2 separate regions of the Mus musculus genome follow, and region 2 is linked to region 1. Evidence: chromatin loops called from intact Hi-C (ENCODE). Cell type or tissue: heart. All regions are shown on one strand.

Evidence for each region. Hi-C counts contacts between places; a loop is a spot of excess contacts. Peaks named below come from ENCODE experiments on the same cell type or tissue, not always from the same donor. Only the 100,000 strongest peaks of a DNase experiment are listed, where the experiment ranks them.
Region 2: it touches region 1 in a loop (2.6-fold over the local background); 2 of 42 quality-filtered maps call a loop at or near these places.

The regions. Positions count from the first base shown.
Region 1 is chr4:130,337,630-130,345,629 of GRCm38, forward strand. Zcchc17 (zinc finger, CCHC domain containing 17) reads right to left here. Exons shown (of 8, transcript NM_153160.5): 4 at 855-955. Among named protein-coding and RNA genes, the nearest start is that of Zcchc17, 18 kb to the right of the region's middle. In heart, a CTCF peak has its summit at 4,256 (motif pointing right); no DNase peak of the experiment used is centred here.
Region 2 is chr4:130,887,124-130,895,123 of GRCm38, forward strand. No RefSeq gene overlaps it. Among named protein-coding and RNA genes, the nearest start is that of Gm35294, 20 kb to the left of the region's middle. In heart, a CTCF peak has its summit at 6,760 (motif pointing right); DNase peaks (open chromatin) are centred at 3,168, 3,538, 5,008 and 5,288; H3K27ac peaks cover 947 bases.

The DNA of each region.
Region 1 (8,000 bases):
TAAGAACACGGGTGTGTGTGTGTGGGGGGGGGGTGTACAAGAAGTAAAAAGGGCAGACGTAACGGCTGAAGAGGTACAGGAAATGGTCTTCATCCATTCCTATCTTGGAGGGGCCAGTGAAATGGCTCAGTGGGTGAAGGTGCCTGCTGTCAAGCCTAACATCGTGAGTTCAATTCCCAGAATTCACATGGTGCAGGGAGAGAGGAGACTGCAGCAAGCTGTCCTCTGATCTCCACACACACTGTGGCCTGCATGAGTGGACAGGCAGACAGTAGACATACACACACTCTCCTGCCTCAGCCTCCTGGATGCTAAAGTAACAGAAGTATGACACCACATTCAGCTCTGGCTCCGTCTTACAGCTACAGAACCTAACACGTGGAAGCACTCAACAGTTTTCAGATTCCTACTAGTGTCCCTGGCTTTCTGCCTGCCATTCCCTCGTAGCCCACGGAAGGCATGCACCCCCATGCCCGAGCTGCCCATCTACTCTAGGAGAAATGGCTGCAAGTTGTGTGTCTTTTTCCTTCCGGCCTAAGATGAAGTACACGTGACAAGTGCTCTCTGAAGCTAAGCTAAAGAGTAAATCTCCATCTCTGGCTCTTTTCTATCTAAGCCTCAGGAGGAGAGTCCCATGAACACACACTCCCCCACTACACTTCTGCACTTCATGTTCTTTCTCCCAGGCCCGCAGGACAGACAACCAGAAGATTCAAACTCAAGACAGATGACTGGGACAAGATTTAAAAATAAGGACGTCAGCCATCACGAACGTTTACACACCGTTATGAACTCCAATGAAAGCCCAGCATTTTATAAGCCTTTCAACCACGCGAAGGGGCAGGACACTTTACCTCTCGGCCAATCAGCTTCACCCACACTTTGTCTCCAACATCTACTATCTCAGAAGGCTTATCCACTCGACAGGACGACATGTGAGTTCGATGGACCAGACCTGAGGTGAGAAAGAAAAACACACATTTGTACTCCAAATGCACAGGTAGGAAAGGCAGGCTATAACAGGGAATTTTTAAACTTCTAATGAACATTTTATATAGATTAAAACTACAAACTAAAACAATTTAAGATCAGCCTTTAACCCAGTCAACCAACCAACCCTGCTTAAATTTTACTTTACTTTATGTGCATGGGTGTTTTGCCTGCGTAGATGTCTGTACATCATGTGTGGCTACCACCCAAAGAGGCCAGAAGAGACCTTCTGGGACCGGAGTTACAGACAGCTGTGAGCTGTCACAGGGTGCTGGGAATCCAATCTTGGTCCTCTGAAAGCATAGCGAGTGTTCTGAACCACTGAGCTGTCTCTCCAGTGCCAGTCAACGTTGGTTCAATAACTGCTCAGATAGAGAAGAGCTCAGCAGTGGAACTGCTTTGTATGACCAGGCTGGGGATTCCATTCCTAGCACCAAGAGATAGGAGGAAAACTAAAAATATGTAACACAATGACAGCAACCACATGAAGACTGAGCTGAGTTCTGTTTTCTATGGTACCAGGGATTGAAACGGAGCCCCCTATATGCTAGGTGTCCATCCTGCGACTGAGTTTACACCTCCAGTTCCTCAAAAGATTTCTAACTATGTGTATAGTGTCTATATGCCAGGAGTGTCTGTGTGTGTGTGTCTTTATGTGCAGGTGCCTGCAGAGGCCAGGGGAGACATCAGAGCCCCAGGAGCTGGAGTTACAGGCCGTGGTGAGCAGCCAACATGGGTGCTGGGAACCAAACTCTGGTCCCCTGCAAGAGCACCAATTGCGCTTAACTGCTGAGCCGTCTTCCCAGCCCCACTCCCACAGTGTAGATAGAAATACAAGTTGGTAAATCCTTTCAAAGCAAGGGCTTCCTTCTGTAGTGCTGATCCTTTATTCTTCAGACCTGACACACGCCAGTCACATGCTTCCACCCCTGACCAAGGCCTTCAGACCTTTGCTAGAAAAATCTCTGGAATTGTTCCCAAAGAAAAAACATCAATAGAGGCAAAGCACCCAGGAGCAAAAACACTGTAGGTATTACTATCTATGAATGTTAAAAATGAAGAACTGTAGCCTCTTGCTGCTGCTAGTGATGCTGGTGGTGACGGTGGCAGCAGCCCACGCCTTTTATCCCAGAACCTAGGAGGCAGAGGAAAGGGGATTCTCTGAGTTCCAGGAGAGCCAGGACTACACAGAGAAGCCCTGTCTGGAAAACAAAATCAAAAACAAAATTAAGAATTGGGGTTGGAGAAATGGCTCAGCAGTTAAGAGCACTTATTTCCGGGACTGGAGAGATGGTTCAGTGGTTGAGAGCACTGGCTGCCCTTCCAGACCCCGGTTCAATTGCCAGCACCCACATGGCAGCTCACAATTGTCTCTAGCTTCAGTTCCAAGGGATCCAACATCCTCATACAGACATATACGCAAAACACATTCTGTGCATTCATGCAATGCACAGAAAATATAATTTAAAAAAAAAAAAAAAGAGCACTTGCTCTTGCAAAGGCAGGTTTGAGTCCCAGCACCACATGACGGCTCACAACCATCTCTAACTCCAGTCCCTAGGGGAGCCATGCTTTCTTCTGACTTCTGAAGGCACCAGATATGCACATGTTCCCCATATATGCAGGCAAAATACTCATTTGCATAAAATAATACAGTAAGTAAATTTAAGAAAGAATTGTATACAGCGGCTCATACTTGTTAGTCCAGTACTCAAAAAACTAAGACAGGAGGATCACACCTGTGAGACCACCCTGGTCTCCATAGTGAATTCAAGGCAGTCTGGGTTACAGACTGAACCCAGTTTCAAAACAAAAAGAACAGCAGAATTCCAAATCCACTTTAATAACTAATAATTGGAGAACATCTTGACAAACGATGGTAAATCAGTCAAATGGAAAAGGAAGCAACCATTTAAATTAGTTACAGAAAATAATTACAGTTGATGTTAAGTGAAAAAAATAGAAAAAGTACTTTTTTAAAAAAAGGTTCTCACTACATATGTAACCTTGGCTACAGATCTCAACTACAGGTCTGTGCCACATACCCTGGCATAGTACTATTTTCTTCTTCTTTTTTTTTTTTAAGATTTATTTCTTTATTATATGTAAGTACACTGTAGTTGTCTTCAGACACACCAGATGAGGGCGTCAGATCTCGTCACGGATGGTTGTGAGCCACCATGTGGTTGCTGGGATTTGAACTTGGGACCTTTGGAAGAGTAGTCAGTGCTCTTAACTGCTGAGCCATCTCACCAGCCCCATAGTACTATTTTCAACATTAAACTGGCAACAATGTTTAGAAAAACAATAACCAATATTGGTGAAAACAGAAAAATAAGAAACATTATTAAGTTAGAATTAACTTTTAGAAGTTACGTATCAATAACTATCAAAAATGAGAAGTCTGGGAAGGAAAGCAGCACAGGCATTTAACATGTATGTCTTCTGCAGCACCACAAAATAAATTTTAAATGTTAAATAGTTTTAACTTTGGCTGGGCATAGAGATACACAGCTCTTGGGAGGTGGGGGCAAGTGGATCTCTGTGGGTTCAAGGTCTACGTAGTGAGTTCCAGGTCAGCCTAGGTTACAGAGAGAGAGAGAGGTGTCTTAAAACACAAATCACACTGGGCAGTGGCACACTTAGGAGGCAGAGGCAGGCTGGTGAGATGGCTCAGTGGGTAAGAGCACCCGACTGCTCTTCCGAAGGTCAAGAGTTCAAATCCCAGCAACCACATGGTGGCTCACAACCATCCGTAACAAGATCTGATTCTCTCTTCTGGAGTGTCTGAGGACAGCTACAGTGTACTTACATATAATAAATAAATAAATAAATCTTAAAAAAAAAAAAAAAAAAACATGGCCAAAGGAGGCAGAGGCAGGCAGAGCTCTGAGTTCAAAGCCAGCCTGGTCTACAGATGGAGTTCCAGGACAGCCAGGGCTACAGAGTAAGACCCTGTCTCGAAAAACCAAAGCAACAACAACAACAAAACCCCCACAAAGCACAAAAACAACAATCTACATGCTCTTAACAACCAAGCCATCTCTCCGGCCCCTTAAATAATTTTAGAATGCCCCTTTCCTGCTGTTGAAGGTGAATTACTTTAGAGAACAACCTTCTTTCTATATTCCAAGGTAATTCCCTGCTGCGGGCCCAAGACAGTCTAGTCAACCAAGGAACTCCATCCTCCTGACCATAGCAATTGGCTGGTTGGGTAGAGATACAAACCACTAACTACAAAATGCTGTAAATATGCAGCCTGACCAGTAGGTGGCAGGAGTCTGCCAGGAAAAAGTAAACACAGATCAAGAGTCTGAGCTAAATCATCTGTAATCCAAGCAGGCGGGAGAGGTCAGAGCTCGAGGCTATGAATGGAGATCCCTTCTTTAAAGGCAAAACAAAACATAAATACCTGATACATCTGATACTAGCCGAGGAAGAAACTAGAAGTCCTTGGCTTGCAATATCAGCCAAAAACACGGGTCTGCCCCTTTGCACCAGTCCTGGCTGTCAGTCTCATTATAACTACACCTAGGAATCCTGCCCAAGAAAATAATCAGGCTGGATTGTGCTGTGCACCCAGCTGACCGTTAACCATGCAGACTCATCTACTTGCCTTAGTTGCTTGAGTAGCTGGGGCTACAGATGCAGGCTGCCATGCTGGCACAATGCATCATGACAGGAGAATCTAGAAGCAAACTAACACCCAACACAAGCACGGCAACTGCATTAATCCCAGGCTGGTGCCAGAAGAGCCAGCCAAACATGCCAGCGACTTATCTTATAGTGAAAATGTGTACAGTACTGTGAATATACAGCATTTCCCATGGCAAAATAAAGTACAATACAAAGTTACATAGTGTGACGACAAATGCTTAAAAGTGCATCTTTAAAATGTTAAGGAATTACTCGAAAAATGCTAACAACAGATATAGTATCTGTGCTGGCTAGTTTTCTGTCAACTTAACACCAGCTAGTCATTTGAGAAGAGGGAACCTTAACATGAAAATGTCCCCAACACACTGACATATGGATCCAGCCAGGTGGTCCTGGATGCTGTAAGAGAGAAGGCTGAGAGAGCCACAAGGAGCAAGCCAGCAAGCAGCACTCCTCCATGGCCTCTGCTTCAGTTCCTGCTACCAAGTTCCTGCCTTGAGTTCCCTCAGTGACAGAATGTGACCTGAGAGATGTAGGCTGAATAAACCCTTTCCTGGCAGGCACATGCACTTGAGAGAAAGAGGCACATGGATCTTAAGAGTCCCAGGCCAACCTAGACTACAGACTGAGTTTCAGAAAGCCAGGGCTACACAGAGAAACACTGTCTCTAAAAATAAACAAACAAACAAACTCGAACCCCCCTTTCCTCCCTAAGAGCTTTTGCTTTGTTGAAAGCAATATTACAGACACTCTTTCACTTATTTTCAGTAAGTTAAGAGACTTCTTAGTTTTGTTTTTGAGACAGGTTCTCACTATATGAGCCACGCTGGCCTCAAACTTGTGAGGCCTGACTCAGACTCTAAGTGCACTTGTGGACAAGCACTCCCTCATCTGGCTGCTGAAGAGTCTCCTCCTAACAAACTTGCTCACACACACACACACACACACACACACACACACACACACACACACGAGTATTTGTTGTACAGGCCTGAAATTCAGGTGTTTATCCCTTCTATTTGAGCTTCTATTAGAAGCTACCATTTTCTTTATCTGTGGCCAATGGGTCTCTTACATCTAAGACAGATGATTCTATGGATTGGCATTTCTTCTCCAAAATGCTTACTGCGTACATATGTCCATACAATGTAGATATAAGCTATGTTTTTAATTAGGTCACATATAATCTCCAAACTGGGTATAATCATGCATCCAGGGCTTTTGTATTTTTTGAGACTGGGTTTCTCTGTAGCCCTGGCTGTCCTGGAACTCACTCTGTAGACCAGGCTGGACTCAAACTCAGAAATCCGCCTGCCTCTGCCTCTCAAGTGCTGAGGTTAAAGGCGTGCGCTGAGCAGCTTGTCGGTCTACTCTAGCAGATTCTCCACACGCAGACACATAAACGTCTTACTTTCCTCTGAAGACTGAATCCTGAGGTGAGCACTGTTCCACCCAGCTTTACTCTCGGCTCCTGGGCCTGCATTCCTGACGTGAAGCCACAAATGCCCAAAGGGCATCAAATCCATCATCATGTTCAATAAACTCAACATGACACTTAAACAGAGTGAGTCCCAACTGAATGTCTGTCAGCACGAGGAGAAAAGAACACAGCCCTGACACTGAGAGAGAGAGAGAGAGAGAGAGAGAGAGAGAGAGAGAGCGCAAGCACACATAAGTGCTTATTACCACTGCCTAGAATGTCTCTCCACTGTTTTAGACTCAACGTTAATCTCTTTCACAGCTTCCACTGGTAAGAGAAAAAGAAGGTAAACTTGCCAATTCACAAGAGGCCAGGTACAGCCAGAGCTCGGCAGAAGGAACTCTGCCTGATCTCTGGGGTACTGCTCGAGTCTCCAGTGAATGGCGTGTGACAATTACACTTGCAGAGAAGTTAGTGTTTTCACGCCCTTTCTCCCTTGGGATTAGAAACGGTCAGACATTCACTAACACGATATTGCAGGCAAAAATGGATCAAGGATGGATGGAAGACAGTTCTATTGATCAAATAACCAGAGTCTAAGATATGCACATCATCCCATTCCACAAACGAAGAAACTGAAGACTCAAAACCAAGTGATTTTCCCAAGTCAAGAAACTGGTAAATGCCTGAGCTGGGACTTGAACTCATGTGTTTACGAAATAAGACTCACTGATGTCCAGTATCTCTCCGACACTGTACTAGGCCCAGAGCTATCTGAACAACTGAGGTGGATTCAGGGCAGTCTTCATTACCTTCCTCACACATGCTTTCATTTGCTCCTGTGTGTAATGGGAGAGGGCTCTACTGCGCCTATGACAGCCACAAGCAGCACTGCTATTTTACATTTCATGGGGAAAATAAAAATCAGCAGCTACAGTATTGGACTGCAGACGTGGTAAACTATAAAACATAAAGAAAGCTATGTTTGGCTGGGTAGAATGACACTTACCCATAATCTCACCACCTAGGAACCGGATGCAGAAGGATGATTGTGAATGCTAGTCCAGGATACAGTGTGAGATCTTGCCTTAAAAAAATTACAAATGGCAGCAAGCTGGCTCAGCAGCTAACTGACTGCAAGCTTGAGGACCTCAGATCAATCCCTGGAATGACACAAAGCTGAATGCAGAGGCTCACATCTGTAATTCCAGCACTCCGACGGGGGAGCTGCCCGGAAGTTTACAGGCTAACCAGCCTGAAGTATGCAACCAGGCAGCATCACTAATGTGGAAAAAGAACTGACTCCTGAAAACTGCCCTCTGACCTCCACACGTGCACCATGACACCCAAGAATGCCAACAACAATAATAAAACCTTAAAATACACATTTGTGTATGCGCGTGCGTATGTGCGTGCAGTCTCTGGCCGGGCAGTCACAGGAAGAATCCAGTCATGAGAGTAATGAGAGGACTGGAACACTTGGTCCCATCCATCCAGCTCCCACAGCCGGGAATGCAGGAGTGGGGAGCGAGCGGCCTTTAAGGACAGTCCCTGCACACATCATGGAGTATGCAGTGCTGGACAGAACAGATTCAGGAGCGCCTTCACCCCGCTCCACTCAGCCTGCCCTGTGTCCCTTCATTGTTTGTTTATTCCTGAACTGGATTTATTGTAAACCAGCAAGGGGGAATAAATGCTTTCCTGAGTTCTGTGAACTTTTACTGTGGTGTTTTGTTTGTTTGAGACAGAGTCTTACAGTGCAGCCTTGGCTGGCCTGGAACCCACAATGTAGATCAGGCTGACCTTGAACTCAGGTATCTGTCTGCCTCTGCCCACTGAATACTGGGATTAAAGGTGTGCCTCACTATGCTCTGCTCTTTCTTTTTTTTTAAACAGAGTTTCATGTAGCCCAGATTAGCCTCCAATTCATTAC
Region 2 (8,000 bases), 550 kb after region 1:
ATAATGGACTGGACCTCTGAACCTGTAAGCCAGCCCCAATTAAATGTTGTCCTTATAAGAGCTGCCTTGGCCGAGGTGTCTGTTCACAGCAGTAAAACCCTAACTAAGATTCCCTCCTCGATCTCTGGTGCTGGGTTTGCTCGCTCCATCACATTCTCCCACCATTTGGCAGGCACCTGTGACCTTGGCTCTGTGCATACATGTGGGAACAGTACCCGGGAGTCACACTGCTGACACAGCAGCCATGTTGTACCAGGCCTCTGGGGCACTAAGCAGTCAGGAGAGAGCCATGTCGCTTTATTTAAAATGAAGTGGATTCTAAACACCACTTAAAAACACATTAATAATGGTGTTGGTGTGTTATTCATCTTGGAAAAGTGACAGATGTTTCCCTCAGCAAATCGCTGATGGGGGAGTGTGAGGTACGGAGCCAGGAGATTGATTAGCTCCTGTCAAGGGGCCCATTATGGTTGCCTGGTCACCTCCTCGCTCCGCCTGCCCCCGGCTGCCCCGCTACCCTCTAGGGGATGCTTATTTACACAATCTTCCTCCAGGATTTGGGGGCTGTGTGCTGGTGTGGCTGCTGTTCCCTTATTTTGGGGTGAATACTCTGACTTTCCTTTGGGGTCACATCTGTCCCTTTCTCCAGCCCCATCCCAGTAGGCACAGGGTTAGTCTTTGAGACTTCCCCAGAGGGCCAACTGCTCCAGGCTGAGCCGGTGTTTGCAGCTGGATCTAGAGGTACCTGAGGCTGACCCTTTAACATCCTGGTGACTGAAACCCAAACTCTCCCCTTAAAAAGCAAAGCAAAGCAAAACAAAAACCAAACCAAAAAAGCAAAAAACAAAACAAACCCCACCAAATTCTCCCCTTAAAAAACAAAACAAAACAAAAAAGCAAAAACCAAAACTTACCAAACTCTCGTCAGTCCATGCAAATTGCTAGCTATCAACAAGAATTACAAATGATACATAGTGTGTCTTGACTAGGTAAGTTGTTTCTCTGTGGAGGCCTCAGTGTTCCCTCTGGGCTCTTCCTTCCTGGGAGGGCTGTAGAACCCAAACTTGGAGAGGGTCACACAGAGACAGGCGGTGGCTCAGCAGCCTTTCCCGGAGCTCCAGGGCACACCGGGCGTACCCACGGCCACTCCGGTATTAGGGCAGGGGCAGAGGGACACTACAGTCAGGAGGAACACACCTTCATCTTGCTCTTTGTCTCTCAGTGGCTCCTGGTCCCTCCAGGATTAAGTTTGAATGAGGAGCTGGAGGGTAGCTCCGTTGGTAGGCGGCTCACAAAGGCAGCGTGCATGAAATCCAGAGTGGGTCCCTGGCACTGCCAGAGCCAGGGCGGTTGGTTGTGCGTGCCTAGAAACCCAGCACTTGGGAGGTGGAGGCAGGGGGATTCAAGGTCGTTCTTGGCAACATAGCAGGTTCCTAAAGATACCCGAGACTCTGTCTTATAAAACAACAACGAAGGGAAGGAAGGAATGGGCGCGCTACACTGCCAACCCTGTGCTGAACTTCCCGGCCCTAAACTCAGGGAGTGTCCCCGGGGCCTCACTTGCAGGTGAGCTCTGACCCCTCTCCCTTCCCATCCCATCCCACCTGCCAGGCCTCACTGCTCTGAGTCAGGACTCTGCCCAGATCCATTCTTCACTGTTTTGTTGTTATTGTTGTTTTGTTTTGTTTTGTTTTGTTGGCTCTGTTTTTGGGGCCTGCTCAATGAGCTAGTATTGGTCAGAGAGGTAGGAGGTACCAGTATCAGGGCCAGCCAGTGCTGAAGGTTGTGGAGAAAAATTAAGCTGGAAGAAGGGAGGGTGTGCTATGTATGTGGAACATTTTCTTCCTTCCTTCCTTCCTTCCTTCCTTCCTTCCTTCCTTCCTTCCTTCCTTCCTTCCTTCCTTCCTTTTCCTTCCTTCCTTCCTTCCTTTTCCTTCCTTCCTTCCTTCCTTCCTTCCTTCCTTCCTTCCTTCCTTCCTTCCTTCCTTTTCCTTCCTTCCTTCCTTCCTCCCTCTCTCTCTCTCTCTCTCTCTCTCTCTCTCTCTCTCTCTCTCTCTAATGGTTTACAGAGAGGTTATGAGAAAGAGGGACTTTTAAGCCAATACCCGATATGTGAGAGGAAATCATACATACCATTGAGAAAGGCAGGACTGCAGATGCAAAGGCCCTGTGGTGGGCATGAGTTTAGAATGTTCTGGGGAGGGCTGGTGAGATGGCTCAGTGGGTAAGAGCACCCGACTGCTCTTCCAAAGGTCCGGAGTTCAAATCCCAGCAACCACATGGTGGCTCACAACCATCTGTAACAAGATCTGATGCCCTCATCTGAAGACAGCTACAGTGTACTTACATATAATAAATAAATAAATCTTTAAAAAAAAAAAAAAGAATGTTCTGGGGAGTTGGACAGAGTGCCGGGGAGAGTGGGGAGGCAGAGGAGGAGGGGGAGGACACTTATACAGCCTCATGGGCTGCTCACTGGCTTTTACACGGAAGGAGATAGGTCCAGGGGATTGGATTCCAGGGGACAAGGGTTAAGGAGAGAGACTGGAGGGGTCAAGAGAGGCGTGATAAGATAGGTTAGAAATCCAGGGTGGGGCAGCAAGAATGGCAGAGAGATCTTCTTGGGAAGCTGCAGGTGACAGGTGACAGGGGCTTTGCCTGTGGGGTGGCAAGAGGGCAGGTAAAGCCTGAGACAGAAACCTTCCCTGGCAGAGAGTCAAAGGCCAGGGGTTGGGGGGGGGGGGGAGAGGACGGAGGCACAGCAGGTTGCCAAAGAGGGCCAGGAAGCTGGAGCAAGACCCAGGGTAACTGCGCAGTCATCAGGACAGTTGTTCCCAGTGCCACCTGCTGCCAGGAAGCCACTCATCCCAGGTCAGGGCTTGGCTATGCACCCTGGAACAGCTGGACAGGATGACTCTGACGAGAGCATCAGAGACAGGGCCTGAAGCCTCCAAACGGAGACAGAAGCCCTCTGGGCACCAGAGTCAGGGGTCAGGCTTTAGGGACGTCTCTAGAGCAAAGGTTCAGGGAGCAAGGGAAGTGGCAGCCATGGGTTGTGGAGTGGCATGGGTGGGGTCATGCATGCATGCATTCGTTCGTGCGTGTGTGTGCACGTGTGCGTGCCTAGAGCAAACTGGAGCTGAGCCTGTCAACAGCTGACCGGAAGCTGCTGGGGAACTGTGAGTACTCTTTATTTTCAAATGCCTTCTGGCTTCTGCAGAGTGGCCTTTGGAGGCCTTTGATCTGTGTACACCCCCTCCTACACCCCTTCCTGTTGCCCCTTATCTTGGCTCCTCTGGCCTCTAGTAGGGTCATGGCCTCTGTCCCTGCTGTCTCTGATCTCTGCCAGGCTGTGTGGGCCCCCAGGGCTACCCCAGCAGGAGGCTGTGTCAGTGGGCATATCCCCAACCACCAGGCTTCTCTGGCCTGTGAGGCTCTTTGTTTGGGACAGTCTCTACAATTTGATCTGGCCCAAGTGGGACAGGAAGTGATCTCTGGTGCTCATCAGACAAAAGGCCTCTTGGAGGCCAGGAAGCAACCACTGGGGTTATCTGTCCATGGACTCATGGACCATCTGAGAGACAGATGGAGCCTGGGCTCCTGGGACATTATTGCTTCATGGATGTTGCTACTATTACAGAAGGCTTCTTCCCCCAACTCCTGCTGGGTTCTCCATGAGCCTTGTCAGCTCATCCCCTACCCTGCCCCCAGCAAGCCTTGGGACCCCTTTTGGAGGAGGCTTCTCTTTCTGAGCCCTTCTGCTAGTCTCGTGTGTGTGTGTGTGTGTGTGTGTGTGTTGTGGGGTGGGGTATGTATGTGTGTGTATGTGTATATGTGTGTGCACTTGTGCGTGTATGTGTGTGCATGTGTGTGTATGTGTGTATATGTGTGTATGTGTGTATGTGTATGCATTCATGTGTATGTGTATATATGTGTGTTTGTATATATGTATGTGTGTGCATGTGTGTATGTGTGTATATGTGTGTATGTGTATGCATTCATGTGTGTGTGTATATATGTGTGTGTGTATATGTGTATGTGTGTGTATGTGTATGCATTCATGTGTGTGTGTATATATGTATGTGTGAGTGTGTATATGTGTGTGTGCACACATGCTCATCATTCTTCCCCTACCCGCTCCCAGGGACCAGAGCTGACCACAGCTCAGGTGATGTCACCCTCCAAGACACTTAGCCATTTATGATGGCTTTAGGAGCTTCTCAGAGAGATGGCCCATTACCTGGAGAGTTTCTTCAATCCACATATAAAGGAAGGGGTCCACAATGGTGGAATGTCCATCTGTGCAGGTGCGAGGAGGGGAGACGTGAAATGTTGGGGTGTGTGTGGGTCAGCTCCCGTGTGCCCAGTCAGCCAGCTGCTGGAATCCCCAAGGCTTTGCTCTCCATTAAAGGGCTGGCAGTCAGTGACTCTTAGCTTCACCTCTGTTCAGAGTCTCCATCCCGTTTTCCTTTCCAGGCGGGAGGAGAGAGCCAGGTCAGGGTGTCTCCTTCCCTAAGACCAGTTGAGTAAGCCCTGTGTGTGTTCTTAGTCCTGGATGGGAAAGCCGGGGTCTTCGGTACCTTTTCAGCCTCCTTCAAGGTGGGTCTGTGTTCTGTGGCCATGTTTTAGATGTAGAAATGGAGGAACCTTGTGACTTATTATTGTGCACCTCCAAACACCCAAAGTCACACGGCTCCTAATCCAAAAAGGGCCTAAGCCATATCTCAGCTGCCTCCAGGAAGGGCCGCAAGGACGCTCTAGAGTGTCCATTCTCCATGGACCCACTATGGGCTGACTTTGCCTGATAAGGACCCTGTCCTTAATCAATGGCCTTCAGCAGGTCTGTGAGCCATGACCACAGCTATGTCACGGTTTCTAAATATGCCCCGGAGGGGGCAGAGGCTTCGGGGCACCCACATTGAAGCTTGACATGCTCAGGAGGGATGCAGACGACCTTGGGTGCTTTATCGCCAACGCATGCCTCAGTTTCCCCATACCACAGCGGCATTGGGTACATGTGGGTGCCGTTGTCACCTTCTCAGTCTCTCTTTGCCTTCCTTCACATGGGCTTCCATCTGGGCTGAGCTCCCTGCAGGGTAGAGGAAAGGACAGATGTAGGCATGCATGCTGTGTCTCGTTTCAGCTGTGTCTGGGAGCCATCTATTCCCGGGGCCCCACTTCTGGAACAAGGGCTCCGGTTCTAAGCGCTTGCCTAGTTTGACAACCCACATTGCCAGGAAGAGTACTCTCGGGCACACCTTTTTAATCTTCTCTACCACAGTTTAAAAGCAGAGACCTGCTGCCCTCTGGTGGCCGTTCCTTGGTATTGCCTGGCCCCGGTGGCCAAATCCTCTCGCCTGGACAAATCCTGTTTTCTTTCCTTGCTTGGGGGAAGGTAGGTAGAAGTAAGCTCCTGAAAGCCTGCTATCGCTCCTGCGCCTTCCAAGCCAAGGCCCTGGTTGGGACTTCCTTTCTTGTTTGGTGGAAACCTTTGTTCCTCGGAACTCAGCATGGTCATCCCTGCGTGAGAGCCCACACTGATGGGTGTGATCTGCTCAGCTTCAATCTGTTCTGATATTGTCAACTTGACAGAATCTGGAATTGTCTGAGAGATGGACTTCTGGGTCTCTCCGTGTGGAGAGCTATCTTGATTATGTTAATTAATGAGGTAAGACACATCTTAATTATGATGGGACCACTGGAAGGGCAGGGGACCCTGAACTGTACAAGATGGAGACAGCAAGCTAAGCTCTGGCATCCGTTCTGTCTCTGTGGTGCGATGCTTCTTGACTGAGGATGCAATGTGGTGTCTTGCCTCCATGGGTTGTAAGCTGGAACTTCGAGCTAAATAACACCTTTGTCCCTCAGTTTACATTTGTCAGAGTATTTTTTATCATAGCAACAGGGAAAGTGTCTAGAGACACTGCCCTTCTACAGACGTCCAAAGCCAGGTGTGGTGGCTCATGCATTTAATCTCAGCCCTCAGGAGGCAGAGGCAGGCAGATCTCTGTGAGTTTGAGGCCAGCCTGGTTTACAAAGCTAGTCCAGGACTCCAAGACAGCCAGGGTTGCTTTCTGAAAAACCCTGTCTGGGAAAACAAAACCAACCAACCAAACAAACAAATGAAGGACTCCTAGGGTCTCTGGTTCCAAGGGAAAGTATATAACAGTTCTACTCGAAAGATCCTTTGTTTTCTTAGAAGACTGTTACTAGCCTGAGTTCAATACTTCCCCCACCCCCTTTGAGTCAGGGTCTCATGTAGTCCAGGCTGCCCTTAAACTCAATATGTAGCGTAGGTTAACCTCTTGCTTTCTTCTCCTGTGTGCTGTGGACACCATGCCCTGTGGATACCACTACATTGTGTTGGGGATTGGACACTGAGCTTGGTGTGCTGTGTGTCCTAATGGCTCTCTGTTCCTGTGGTGAAGCCTCTACCCAAAGCAGCATGGGCAAGAAAGGGTTTATTTGGTTTACAAGTCACCGTCCATCAGTCAGGGAAGCCAAGGCAGGAGCTCAAGGGAGGACCCTGGAGGCAGGAACTGAAGCACAGACCATGGAGGAGTGCAGCTCACTGGCTTGCTCTTCATGCATCACTCTGCCACTTTCCTTACGCACCGCCTAGGTGTGGTGCCGCCCACAGTGGGCTAGGTTCTCCTACATCTATCAACAATCAGGAAAATGCCTCCCAGACTTGCCTGCAGGCAATTTCTCAGTTGACGGTTCCCTTTCCCCTGGTGTGTAGGTCTGTGTCAGGCTGACAAAAAAATGTGACACTAGGTGGCACTCGTTCAACTGAGTCAGGGCCCTAGACCCCCAGGTCCTAAATAACAGGCTCTAGATTACCAGGGTCCCAGGTCCTCAGGCCCCCAGGTCTCCAGGTCCCCAGGTCCCCAGCCTACCAGGTCCCCAGGTCCCCAGGTCCCCAGGTCTCTAGGTCCCCAGGCTTCCAGTCCCAAGCCCCCCAGGTCCCCAGAACTGTTTTACTGATTTTTAGTTAAAAAATGTTAGTAACAAGATGTATAACCTGAGAATATCCATTTATCTGTCGTTCACGCATAGTTGAGCAGCATCCAGCACGCTCTCCTCGTTGGGAGACTGTCACCAGTCTGCATCCCCAGAACACCTCACACGCCTACCCACTTCCTGGCAGCCATTGCTTCTGCTCTGTCTCTGTGAGTGTCCACTCTGGGGACTTCATGACTGGAGTCACGTAGTGCATTTAGTTTGCTTAAACCTCAAGGCTTATCTGTGTTGTAAGAGGATGCCAGAACCTCCTATATGTTTACGTGTGTGTGTGTGTGTGTGTGTGTGTGTGTGTGTGTGCATGCAGAAGCGAGAGGAGAGGAGATGTTTGACACCTTTGTCTGTAGTTCTCCATCTTCTTATGTTTTATGACTTTGCAGTGCTCGTGCATTTTAACTTTTTCTTAATAAACATTTAAAATGTTTAGTTAAATATTATTATTAATATTTATTTATTTATTTATGTTTTTTTTTTTCGAGACAGGGTTTCTCTGTGTAGCCCTGGCTGTCCTGGAACTCACTCTGTAGACCAGGCTGGCCTCGAACTCAGAAATCCACCTGCCTCTGCCTCGCAAGTGCTTATTTATATATTTTATGTGAGTACACTGTCGCTGTCTTCAGACACACCAGATGAGGGAGGGCATCGGATCCCATTACTGTGAGCCACCACATAGTTGCTGGGAATTGAATTTAGGACCTCTGGAAGAGGAGTCAGTGCTCTTAACCACTGAGCCATCTCTCCAGCCCTAGCTAAAATATCATTACATCATTTCTCTCTTCTCTTTCCTCCCTCCAACTCCTCCTACATTCCCTTGCTTCAACCTCTCCTATGGCCCCGCCCCACTCTCTCAGATTCATGGCTTTTCCCCCTTTGATGATTATTGTTATATACATACATGATTTCAGGGATGAGCACCTGGGATTGTATGGCTATTGTGGGCTCGTCCTTGGGGAGGAGTGATTTCCCCATCTCAGCAA